Linked DNA regions of Homo sapiens: region 2 is linked to region 1. A link is a loop called in an ENCODE intact Hi-C map of the cell type or tissue named here. Cell type or tissue: heart left ventricle. All regions are shown on one strand. Links, peaks and the distances in the headings refer to the core of each region. The heading gives the core; the rest is flanking DNA.

The links. Hi-C counts contacts between places; a loop is a spot of excess contacts. Peaks named below come from ENCODE experiments on the same cell type or tissue, not always from the same donor. Only the 100,000 strongest peaks of a DNase experiment are listed, where the experiment ranks them.
Region 2: a loop joins it to region 1, with 6 times the contacts of the local background. A loop is called at or near these places in 4 of 110 quality-filtered maps.

The regions. Positions count from the first base shown.
Region 1 is chr5:155,724,732-155,732,643 of GRCh38, forward strand. It overlaps a transcript of SGCD not described here. Among named protein-coding and RNA genes, the nearest start is that of SGCD, 600 kb to the right of the region's middle. In heart left ventricle, for the core only: CTCF peaks have their summits at 4,080 (motif pointing left) and 4,286; DNase peaks (open chromatin) are centred at 3,420, 3,560, 4,070, 5,210 and 1 weaker place; H3K4me3 peaks cover 2,888 bases; H3K27ac peaks cover 2,955 bases; H3K27me3 peaks cover 3,421 bases.
Region 2 is chr5:155,089,963-155,094,962 of GRCh38, forward strand. No RefSeq gene overlaps it. Among named protein-coding and RNA genes, the nearest start is that of KIF4B, 79 kb to the left of the region's middle. In heart left ventricle, for the core only: no CTCF peak of the experiment used is centred there; no DNase peak of the experiment used is centred there; H3K27ac peaks cover 4,129 bases.

The DNA of each region.
Region 1 (7,912 bases), core at 1,704-6,703:
TTCCCACTCTAAAGTGCTATTGGATGGTAAACAATAAGTACTTTTCTGCGGTATATTTCCTGTGGCAAGAAAAAAAATATTAGTGACTTCAGAATAAATCATTTTGAACTTTGGAAAGATCTAATTGTCAAGTATCTCTATAGAGTCGACAAAATTTTCCTCAATCCAAGTAATTAGCCCTACTTCTTCCTTTTCCTTGGTCAGTAGCTCTGGTCCCAGAATAAGATCAGGTGTGCACTAACTTGTCTTTGTCCCTTCCTAATTTCTTTTCTTCTTCTAATAATATGTGCTAGCTACTCAGCTGCTTTCCTTCATCTTAAGCCCCCATAGCTTGAAATTTTGTGAAGCCGTAAAGATGAACTCTACTGGAAAAAGATATTCTGGCTGACAGTGGAACATTGGAATACATGATTGTTTTAGAAATGACTTTTTTCTAATAGTCCATTGATGATGTTTCAGTAAAGTGGAGGTTTGAATAAATGTTTTCTTGGCTTAGCCTTCTCCTACGTGCCAAGCCTCACCCCATCCTTCCTCAGCTTGCTCTCAGTCCCTAGCTTTAATCAATTTATGCATTCATTGATTGATTGACTCCTTGAATATTTATTGAGTTGCTACTACATATAAAACCCTATGTTAATTTCTGACACATTTCAAAGATAAAAAATATTTGAACCTTGCCCTCAGGGAACTCACAGGCTAGTAGAAGAGATATGATAAACATATATATGCAATCAAAACCCAAGGAAGAAATAATTAATATCGTAGCTCAAAATTTTTCAAACCATAAATTGCAGCCCATTTGCAGGACATAAAATCAATTAGTAGGTCATGACCACATTAAAAAATTAAATGGAATAAAAATATTTAAGTGAATCACAAATTAAGGATACATGTTGTTTTGTGAAAGTTTTATTTAAGTTACGTGTGTGTGTGTGTGTGTGTAGGACTATAGTGTAATATGAAGTGTTTTTACTATTCATCTGATGTGGTTTCGTTCTGTGTCCCCACCCAAATCTCATTTCGAATTCTAATCCCCATGTGTCAGAGGAGAGACCAGGTGGGAGGTGATTAGATTATGAGGCTGGTTCCCCATGCTCATGTTCTCATGAGAGTGAGTGAGTTCTCACTAGAGCTGATGGTTTTAAATTGTGGCACTTCCTTGTGCTCCCACACACTCCCTCCTGCTGCCTTGCGAAGAAGATGCCTACTTCTCCTTCACCTACTAAGTTTCCTGAGGCCTACTAGCCACGCTTCCTGTTAAGCCTGCAGAACTGTGAGTCAGTTAAACCTCTTTTCATTAAAATGACTCGGTTTCAGGCAGTATTCTTTACAGCAGTGTGAGAAGAGACTAATACAGCATCACACTAAAAAGTCTGAAGACACTGGCTTAGGAGAGACACATAAAGAAACCCCTCTCGGGCTTAATGTGCCTATGAATCAGCCAGGAATCTTGTTAGGATGAAGTTTCTAATTCAATTGCTGTGTGCTGGGGCCTGAGATTTTGTTTCTATCAAACTTCTAGATGCTGCTGTTGCAGCTGATCCACCCAAGGAGACAAAGTGCTAGATGGAGAGACTATTTCCAGGGGAACAACCTGAGAAATCCCTGAAGTCATTCGTTTGTGACTTCAAGTGCCTCCAAGGAATAAAAGAAAATACGTTTTTCCCTTCCTTTTCTCGTTTTTGCTTTTGGTTGATTGATAGAAATCCTAACTTACGCCATTCTTCACCAAGGGCGGTTGCTGTCCAGCTTCCAGGTGCTGAATGTTAAAACCAAGGGACCAGATCTGTTTCAGACCAGTTATTGTGAAAAGCTCCACCGTTTTATCTGAGGGTTGGCCCCCAGTTTCCCATCGTGTCTTAAACATCGGTGCCTTTCTCTACAATGTCCCCTGCAATTAACAGCAGACTCCTTCCTATAAAGTAGGCTTTTAAAAACAGAAGCAATAAGAGTTTTATTTATTTTACCTTCTACCTGTTACCACATTACATCAGGGCTTCACTTGCACCCAGATAGCTGCCTTGACTTCCTAATGGTTTTCTCTGCCTGCAGTTCCTTTTCTTTCTCCCTCTACCCCCATCTCTTCCCCTCTTAAGCAATCCTGTACAGGGATATACTGCTCGAGCTAAAATGAAGCTTCCATTATTTTACTGCTTAAAACACTTCAGTGACCCCCGCCCACCCATTGCCTAGGGAAGTTCTCTGCCCCTACCAAGCTTGTTTGCTGCTGTTCCAATGCGTCTTTCTTCATCCTTCATTTTGACCTCTCACATCCTCCTCTCACTTTTCCAGCTATTCGAATCCTGCCTACTCTTTAGGTTTTAGCTTAAATCCCACTTCTTTCATGAAGCCTTTTTTGGAAACTCCAGAGGAAATGAATCTCAATCTCTCTCTCTCTTTCTTTCTCTCTCTCTCTCTTTCTCCCTTTCCCCGCTTTTGCTGATGACTCGTCTCAGTAATGCTGAGCATAATTTGTGTACTGGCCTGTGGCAGAAAAAGCCCAGGACTGGCAGGAGGAGACCAGACTGGGGGCTGACCAAACTGGATGTGTGTGACAGCGGGCAAGCCACGTGTCTTCCCTGAGGCTCAATTTCCCCACTAAGATGAGAAGATTGGAGACAATGATGTCTAAGTAATCGCACATGGTGTCCAGTATTATGTGTGTTTTGCTAACTTTGTCTCTTTAAAGTTCTCATTTTCTACTACTGTGAAATTTTCTTATTTTAATTATCCTTCTTGTTAGTATTGAGCTATTACCCATCTTTTAAATTGTCTTTTTAAAAATTCTCGTGTTTTTGTTTTTCTTACTCATATCATAAAAGAACCTCATTTTACGGCTAGGGCAATGAGGCCCAGGGAGAGCCTGCCTAAGGGCACGCAGAGCAAAGAATACAACATTACACCCAACTACGGAGGGCCCTGTGCTCCGGACGCTGCCCGGCGTCGCTCAGAGTGGGTGCTCACAAATTATTTGTCAATTGATTGGAGGTTGCCAGGCCCATCTTGCAAGACACCTCCCTTCTCCCTGGAAGGAGAAACCCTTGGGAGTCTGTTGGTTAACGGGAAAAGTGCTTTCTCTGAGAGGAAGGCGGGGCAAGCCGGAACAAGCTCTCGCTGGGAATCCGCACACTCCTTCTCCCGGTGTTTCTTAACCCCTTTCTTCTCCCGGGAGTGGAGAGGGGGCTCAAGGATACTAGAAACCTGTCCCCTTGGCGGAGACACGTAGTCGCCTCTGGCCGCCGCGGCCGACTGATCTTGCGGAGTGGAGCTCCCCCCACCCCGCCCGCGTTTCGCTGGGGCTCCCTCCGCTCTGCAAAGGGAGCGGGGAGCTGGGGGAGCCTTGCACACCAGTCTTCCTGGAGCTGCAGACGAGGAGCCCCGCGCCTTCGGGAGCCTCTCGGCGGCTTCCCCTCTAACGCGCGACTGTGCAGCCTCTCCCCGCCGCCCCCACCCGCGGCTCGCCCTCGCTCCCTCCCTCCAGCCCCGCCAGCCGGAGCGCGCACACCGGGACTCCGGCACGTGGGCGCGCGGGAGGTGGCGGCCGCTGCTGCCGCTGCTGCCGCTGCCGGAGCCCGAACCCAAGCCCCAGCTGGAGCCGGAGTCGGAGCCGGCGAGATCGCCCTCCATGCTGCGGGAGCTGCGGCCGCCTTCCGCTCAGCCTCTGGTCCCAGGCGAGCCTGGCGAGCCGGCGAAGCACCGGCGGGGAGGAGGACTAGAACAGGAGGAGGGGCACGGCGGATTGAAGCGAGCTGGGCTGTGAGCAAGGGACACCCACAGCCTGGAGAAACAGCCCCGCTCTCTTGCGCGCTGTCTGCTCCAGCCGCTACTGGGGGCTCTAAGCAGCGCGATGCTGCTTCGCTTCTTCTAGGCGGCGGCCGGCGGAGGCTTTCCGCAGCCGCTTGGCCGGCGCCGGCCCCTATTCCGTTGGCAAGTCCCTTGTCTATCCCGGAGGGCGCACCCGGACGCTCGAGCCGGAGCGAGCGCGAAGTCCGAAGTCCGCCCCCAGAGCCGCCAACTTCCCTGTGAGCCCCTCTCCCCGCCGCAGCCTGCGCCAGACCTGGGAGCGATGCGCCCCCACCCGGGCGGCGCGCCCTCTGCCAACTCGCCACCCATGGGATCGACTGCCCTCAGCTGCCCGGCTTGGAGTGCGTAGCCTTCGCCGCGTGGCCCAGGAGAGGAGCGAGACACCAAGGCGTTTCGCGGACTCCGCGCGCACCAGTCGGCTTGGTGGCCCTGCGGGATAGCGTTTATACCCAGGGGTGAGTAGGCCGCTAATGGAGGCCCCCTTTACCCCCAGCTAGCGGCTTGCATGGACGGCAAAGAGACGGGAGAAAGTTGGGTCTCCTTGCGCTTAATCTGGCATTGGCAGAGGAATGCAACACTGTTTCCTCCAACTCGATTGCCGCGGGGGTTTCCCCAGTTCCCTCCATCTCTAAGCCAAGGAGGGAGTCCCCTTCCGCTTCCTAAGGAGAAAAGGGGCTCCCTAGAGCAGATCGCTGACTTCCTCACCAACGTGCCATTTGGGGCTTTTCAGCCGCCCGCGCGTTAAGCTAGCTCCCAGCATAAGCGCTTAGAGATCCGCAGCCGCCTGGGCGCGCTAAGAGATCGTGGGCAGACCTAGCCCTTAGGGCAGCCTAAGCGCGCTTCACTAAAGAAAAAAGACTGTTGGTATATTAAAGAAGTGTGTGTGTGAGAGAGAAAGAGACAGAGAAAGAGACAGAGAGACATGGGTGGGGGCACCAGGAAAGGTAGCCCGAGTAGGAGGTGCTAGTGAAATTTATCTTTTGCTGACGGATCCAGCCTCCGGAATGCCCGATTGTCTTGATCCGCGGTGCGGTGCGGGTTTTAGGGGCGCACAATACAGGGTGTCCAGACAGAGTCCAACAGGTGGCCTGCGCGGGCATCCTGTGGCTAGGCGCGGGGGAGGGGAACGGCTCCCTCCCCGAGCCCCGGGCTGCCTCTGCTGCTTCTAGGGGTGCATCTGAACATGGATAAGGAAATGCGCTCCCTGCTCTCAGGCCCTATTTGGGGTGAGTGTGTGAGGCATCCAAATGCCTCCTGTCGGAAAACAGCGGCCTCATTGTGTGCCCGATTGAGGTTTCAACTTGCAGGCAACTGAGAGGCCATTCAGCTGGGCAGCACGGAGTTGGCTGGTCCTCGGACTTGAGCCATGGCCTTCCCCACGATCCCTGGCGGCAGTATCCCAGCTCCTCCGGCTGGGCGGCGAGCCAAAACTCATAGTTTCGCTCCTCTGTACTCCACTGAAGGGAGGGGGAGTTGCCTAAACACCAGGCGTTTTTATCTTGAGATTCATACACAAGGGCAGGTATGGGCATACACGTGTTGTGTGCGAGTGAGCGTGGAGACAAGTCGAGTTTAAGAGCTGGATGGAAGAAATTAGAAAACTCTGCACCCTCCAGGGAGACAAATTAGGAGAGGGCGCGGTTGAGCTTTGAAAAAGTTTCACCTGAACTCACCTTTCTTCGGTGACTTCAGGTGTGCCAAGTGCAAAATATTCTAATCCCTTAAAGCTGTGGCCCCTCCAAAGCAGCATCTTCCAAAATTGCCCAGTAACTTCTTCATGAGTAACTTCTTCATTCCTCGGCTTACTCATTTGTAGGTTGGGGACAATTATCCGCATTCATGGGAGAAGCTCTGGAATGTCTATAAAGGAGGTATTTAGAGATGGATGTCCAGTTGGAAGGTAGAGCAGCTGTGTGTGTGTGTGTGTGTGTGTGTGTGTGGCGAGGGGAAATTGGGGGAAAGGGAGAGCTGTCTGGAACCTACATACATAGTAGGCACTCCGTTTTTACTTAGATTTTGTATTTTTAGGAGGTTGGTTGGCTTTGGCAAGAGTGATGGAGATTTGGGGAAGCTAATGCTTTCCCAGCACACACTTGGCGCTGCCACATCGCTGCCGACCTACTGTGGAGTGAGATGTTTGTATATTGGAAACAAAGTGATGGACACTCCAAAACACAAAAGAACCCTCTGCTGTTGACGCTTGCCCCAGTGGCTTTCCCTCCAGAGGAAGTTCTGGAGACCACAGCTGTTTAGCCTTGCTGCCTTAATACTCTGGAATTTTCCTGCATCCTTCCAGCCCCAATTTAGTTTCCCTCCTAAGGAGCGCCCTCCTCACCCAGGGCCTCTGGCAGCAGATCATCAAGGATATCTAAGTAGAGTGATTTCCCAGATGTGTAGCACACACTGGGTGATTTAGCATGGGGCGCATGCCTCTCCACAAACATGCTGGAGCCTTGACGTTTGAAAGGGAGCCAGGAGCTGGGGGCCAAGAGGAGAATGGGCAGGGAGATATTATGCATTACAGAAAGACAGTCAGACAGTAGTACAGAGTCAGAGTAAGAAGAAAAAGGAGAAAGACAGAGGGGCACGAGAGGGAGGGACAGAGGGGCAGAAAGAGATGGAGAGAGAGGCAGAGACACACAGAGATAGAAAGAGAGAGGGAGGGCAGAGAGAAGACAAGAAAGTTACAGGGTAGACAGGGCAAAGAATAAGAGGAGGCAAGAGTGGCAGAGAGAAAGGGATGGAAGGGAAAATAAATCTGAAGAAGAGTGTGAGAAAAGAGAACAAAAAGGGAAAGGAGTGGGAATGGGTGGGGAAGTCAGATGGGGAGGAGGGAAAGGGTGGGGAAAGAGAGGTGCCCTGAAGACACATTATTTTTGTAGTTAATTTTCGTAAACCATGCTGCCATTCTAAGGACGTTGACATAGTCCAGATCCTTAAGTAGCCAGCCCTTGGTTCATGTTTGTTTCTCTGGGGAGTCATGAATTATGCAGAAATTGGACACCCACTTGGAACCCATTGGAGATGACACAAGTGTAGGAAGTTTAGATTCTTGGTAAATGCACACATGCATAAATGCATTTGTAGTCATTGTTTTTGTTTGTTTGTAGTTTTCTGGGTAAATACATGTTGGAGAATTGAGGCAGAGTGTTGGCTCACTGACAATATTTGCCAATGATTCTCTAACCTTGTTTTTAGAAAAATCTCTTCAGTAGCTTCCGAGAAATACAGACTACTGGACCCACTCCCCTGGGAGCCTGTTCCAATAGGGACCGGAATGTGCTACTTTGAGTGCCCCAGTTGGTTCTAAAGCAGGTGGTCCCTGAACCAGGCTTTGATACACGTGGTGTAGATGGTATAGCACCCTTCTCTAATTTGTTTCTGGATTTCTTCGTAAGAGATACTCTTTAACACCTCTCTCTCTTATGCTATTCTCTCCAGAAAAGCTTATTTCTTGTGAATTTCTCTTGATAAAAGGAGAAGCCCAAGGAAGTTGCTCAGCCAGGGTTACCTTCATCAGCCTCATTAATCACAGTAGTTCCAGGGGAAGGCAGATGGCTCCTCTGGTTGACCTTGTCAGGGGCTTTCACAACTAACAGGTACTGAGGACTCCTCAGGGCATTGCCTTCAGCATTCTTCATGTACTATCTGCCCATTTAAAACTCACAGAAAGCTATGCCACAGGCACTGTTATTATCATCTGCATTTTAGCTGAGGAAACTGAGACTTTGAGAAATTATATAATGTGTCTCAGAGAAATTACTTTAGTTGTCAGCAGTCTAACTACTAGAAAGTACAGTGCTAAAATTTGAGTCCAGGCGTGGTTGACTTCAAGATCTCTGGTCCTAATTATGTACCGTGGTAGCTGCTAATCCTAACACCCCATTCTAGGCTGATGGAGCCAAAAGTCCTTGGAGATCTTTCCCAAGCTTTCTCCCTCCCCACTCTACCATTTGAGAAAAACAAAAGTAGCTGAAGAAACTGGGAAGTGTCTTGCCAGAGATCCTATAACCAGTAGGTGCCAGAACTTGGACCAGCACCCAGTCTGGAGTCTCAGTCCAGCCTTCTTCTCACCACACCAGTAGTTGTCATGTGTGGCTAATCATCA
Region 2 (5,000 bases), core at 1-5,000, 640 kb before region 1:
CTAGTAATGTGTAGCTCTGAAAACAGAGTCGAGTGAAAAAGTGAGAAATTGAATGAGATTTATATAAATTAAACAACACAGAGTTTTGCATTTTACAAACCTACATACATATTTAAGGGTCTGTGTCAAACACATTAGACTGGGTGTCTGTTGGAAGAGAAGGGTATGGGAGAAGCTTCTGGGGATAAAAAATTAATACCCAAGAGAGGGGGTCATCTTAACTGATAAGTATGTTCTATGAATTGAGGTTTGAGATTTTTTAATTCTCTGAACTCAAAGTATTAGAAAAAAAATCTATAACCAAGAAACGAATGGATAAGCAAAATGTGGTATATACATATAATGGAATATTATTCAGCCATAAAAAGGAATAAAATTCTGATACATGCTACAACATGGATGAACTTTGAAGACAGTACACTAAGTGAAGTAAGCCAGATGCAGGAAGGTAAATATTATGTGATTCCACTTATATGAAATATCTAGAATAGGAAATTTATAGAGATAGAAAATAGATTAGAGGTTTCTAGGGGCTGAGAGAATGTGCAAAGGGCAGCTATGGTTAAAGAGTTAATGGTTAGAGGCCGGGCATGGTGGCTCACGCCTGTAATTCCAGCACTTTGGAAGGCTGAGGCAGGTGGATCACATAAGGTAAGGGGTTCAAGACCAGCTGGGCCAACATGGTGAAACCCTGTCTCTACTAAAAATATAAAAATTAGCTAGGCGTGTTGGTGAGCACCTGTAATTTCAGCTACTAGGGAGGCTGAGGTAAGAGAATCACTTGAACCCAGGAGGCAAAGGTTGCAGTGAGCTGAGATCGCTCCATTGCACTCCAGCCTGGGTGACAAGAGCAAAACACTGTCTCAAAAAAAAAATATATAATAATTTAATGGTTACAGAGTTTCTATTTGAAGTCATGAAATGGTTTTGGAAATAGATAATGGTTATGGTTGTACAATATTTTGAATGTAACTAATACCACTGAATTGTACACTTAAAATATTTAAATTGGCAAAATTTATGACATATATTTGTCCACAATTTAAAAAATGATGTAATACACAAAATCCACTGAATTTTATACTTCAAATGGGTGAATTGTATGATATGTGAATTATATCCCAATATAGCTGCTAAAAATGTGCAAACATGATTTTCTTTGGCTTTATGTTCTTCTGTGGAAAAATGGAAGAACTTAAGAGGAAGGGAAATAACATTTACTCAGCTAAGCACTGTGATAGGTGCAAGAGCTACATTCCCTTCTCTACAGTACTGTAGCTTGAATGTTCAGGGTAAGCTTCTGTGTTGGACATTTCTGGCAGCTTGACATTTTTCTGGCAATGCAAAGATTTGATAAGGTTTGAGAACTGGGAATTTGTCATATAAATAGTAGCTATTAAGTACTTCAAGTTTGTGTCTACTTGGCACAGGACACGGTTGTCCATGCTATTTGAAAAAAAGAAGTGTGAACAGGCCTGCAATCCTTCCATTTTAGCTTTTGGCAGACAGTGACTTTGGCATGAGAAGAGTGTACGGTATGTAATAAGATTTAAGTTGTTTGCCACAGGGCATTTGAAAAATGCAGTTGGGCAGGAACAGATGCTTGAAGAGTTATTAATTATGCTGAAATTTTCAGAGGTCCCCCAAATTTCTTTTAGCCATTTCCTCCTCTCAGTCCTGAAAGTAAGTTGAGAAGTAAGTTTAATACTGTTAATTTTTCAGACCTCTACTCTCTGGAGAATAAGGCGGATAGTTGATAACTTTTTTTTTAATTGGCAAGAGAAGTTTAAGTGAGCTCTTTCAGTCTTGAAAATAAGTTTTGATTTTTATAGGTTGAGATCAGTTCCTACTTCATTTAAACTCTTTTCATCCAGTCTTAATTATATCCATGTATCTCACAGAGGCTCATCCTCTAGTCTTATGGAATTATCATTCCAGCCAAAAGTGTGGGTGGGAACTGCCATTTCCAGTGACTGACAAAAGAGCATTTATTCTATTGCCTTGCCCAGTGAAAAGCTAGTGGCCTAGCCACTACTGGTCATTTGCATGCATAGTGGACCATTTCATTAAGAATTTCATTAAGATGGTAATGTTTAATGTTTCCTGGGAAAAATGAGCTTTTGGCTTATTCAATTATATAATTAAAGCCAGAGAATTAGGGGAGATTGCAAACTGCTTGCATAATGTGGGCAAGTATAATGATAAAACTTGTAAATAAGTTCAAAAGAGTCAAGCTCTGCATGAATCCTGAAGCTGAATCATATAAGGAGGGTGTGTATGTGGAAAATGTGAGCTGAAAAGTGCACCAGAGTTTAATCCTGGTGTCTACCCGCTGAGCTCCTTGATCTCTGAGTCTTTGCTGGGAGATGGATAGTAGAACAGAGTCAGGGCTGGGGACTGATTGGTTGGGTTCCAGAAAGTTCCAGGAGCACACTTTAGTTTCTCTATAGGTAGTAACTTTCTATATAGAACTGAAATAACAATGGCATAGGTATACAGGATTTCTTAACTGGTGGCCAGGTTTCTCTAATGGTGTTTTCCTTTCCTTGCCTCTGAGGTGACATCATCCTTACCCTCTTCCTGAATTTCTTCTAGCCTACAAAACAGGATGTTCTGCCATTTCGAAAGTACTAAGAAAGCTGTTTCTGCCCTTTCTTTCAATTTTTTACCTACTTTTCTCTAAGGAAGGTAAAGTCATAAAATGGTTTAGTGAGGTGGAGCTAACTTTCCTGAAGGATTGAGGAGGTGTGGAAAAATTCAATATTGCACATAATATGTATGATTCATATGTGAATATTGGACTTTCCTTTTCTTTAAAAATATTCCCTAAGCCATGTGTGCCCTCAGTGGTTCCAGCCTTCCCCTTTTCTTCACCTCCACTCTTCCAACCATGGAAAGCATGCCTTTCACTTTATTGTGCAGAACAATTAGGTCCTCCCTAGCTCCTACATCCTAACTTGGCTCTGAGGTTTTTTTGTTTTTGTTTTTGTTTTGTATAACCAAAGGCCCACGAACTATGCTTTTTCTCTCTTCCCCATGATTCCTGTAAGGTCTATGTCAAGAAGAGAGGTTGTTACTGTCTGTGTGTTTGGCCTGCATTGATGTGCTTGAGACCTAGGGAATCTAACACATGAGAAAGAACCAAGGGAAATGTGTTCTATGCTCTTCTCTGATCTTCTGGTAACTTTCAAAAGCCAAATACCAGTAGGTTACTCACTTTTTGCAAAATATATGTTTTCGCCAGTTCCAAGACCCCATTTAAAATAATCAGAGAGCTTTAGGGTTCTGGGGTAACAAAAAGGACATCCAGTGATCTTACTTTCTGCATCTTAGCTTTTACTGACTTTTGTAAACCTAGGACGTGTCACAGGAGCCAAAACGAAGACAGTCTCAAGCCCAGCTTAGAGAATCAGTGAGACCACTGTTTAAGTCCTGGTTCTCCACTGCTTAGCTGTGTTTCATCTAAGTTCCCTCATGTGTAAACATGGACATGATAGTTTCTACCTCCTGAGGTTCTTGAGAGGATTAAATGAGATACTATTTGTAAAGCACATAGCAGAGCAATTGATCTTTCAACAAATGGGTTCCTAGTATTACATTTCTTAATAAGCCTTATATAAAAGAGACAAGAACATCTCTTCCCACTACGCCATTTCTCCATACCCTCCTGGTTTTAACCTCCTCCAATTACCAGAATAACAAGGGAGTAGCTGGCCTGCTATGGGATCTTTGCCTCTAATGCAGAGGTGTTCACCTTCTTGTGTCTTTTTTGGGAGCTCTTGGCCTTCAGGTTGATGGTGATGTAAGGGGCTATTAGTTGGAGCCTGCCTTTTCTAATAGGAGTCTTCCTATTAGAAGACAGACACATTCAAAAGTTATGTACATTCTACAGGTGTGCTAAAGGAAAGAGGAAAGTAAGTCTAAGACAAGAGGCATGCAGGTATAATCAGTAAATTTTTTGAAATGGGTAAGCACGAATAGTATGACAGAGGCTATAGCTACTTAATTAAAGAAGCTGTTTCACAGAGGCTGAAGCAGAAATATTGCTTGAGCCCAGAAGTTCAAGGCTGTAGTGTGCCATGATGATGCCTGTGAATGGCTACTGAACTCCAGCCTGGGCCACATAGAAAGATCCCATCTCTTAAAATAATTAAAAAATTAAAAAGAAGCTGTTTTAGTTCAGTTGCTTACTTCTAGAGAATCATGGGAAGCATTAGTACAGAATAAAATAGCTTTAATTACATGTAAAGTTTTCAAGATGGGCTAAACTTGGATTCTTTACCATCTTTCTCTCTTATGTCCGGTCTTCTGCCTGGGGGGTGGGTAGAGGTGGTATTTAAAGGAATACTTTGATGACAACATTAAAAGTTGACACTCAAAGAGGACAGTGATACTTTTACCTCTTTTTCTTATAATACATAAGCTGCAATTAATAACTGAATCTAGATGATTACTGGGTTGGTACTAAAGTATTTGAGTGAATTCAGTGAAGGCTATCAAAAAATTGAATGGTAAAGTTAGAGATTTTATCAATTAAAGGAATGATTAATATTTTAGATTGAATAGGAAAAAAAGGTTCTCATGAACAATACCAAAATCTAGTACCAGGCCTTTACTGGGGCTAAAAATACTTGTTTGAAACTGTGCCGTGTACATACTGACACTGAGTTGGCAGCATTGTGTAATGCAGTGTGTTCATGTTCTTGCTACACTGTGGCTTTGGCTATTTTAGGGTGATCTTTCTTTGTAGAACCTAAGAGAGCATAGGAATTCAAATTGTTTGTTAACTTGTTGCTTTCCCAGGCCTTTCTAAAACAACAATGATGGTGATAAAGGATGCTTAAAGCCTTGTAAATTCCCATCCCAATCATGTGTTCTATCAAGATGTCACCTGTTAGACTCCATGTGTCAATTAGCCAAAAAATGTTAAGAAAATTCTTACATCCCAGTTCTGTTTCTGTCTAAAGGCAGATTTTGGATTTCAGGTATGTAGGCTCCTA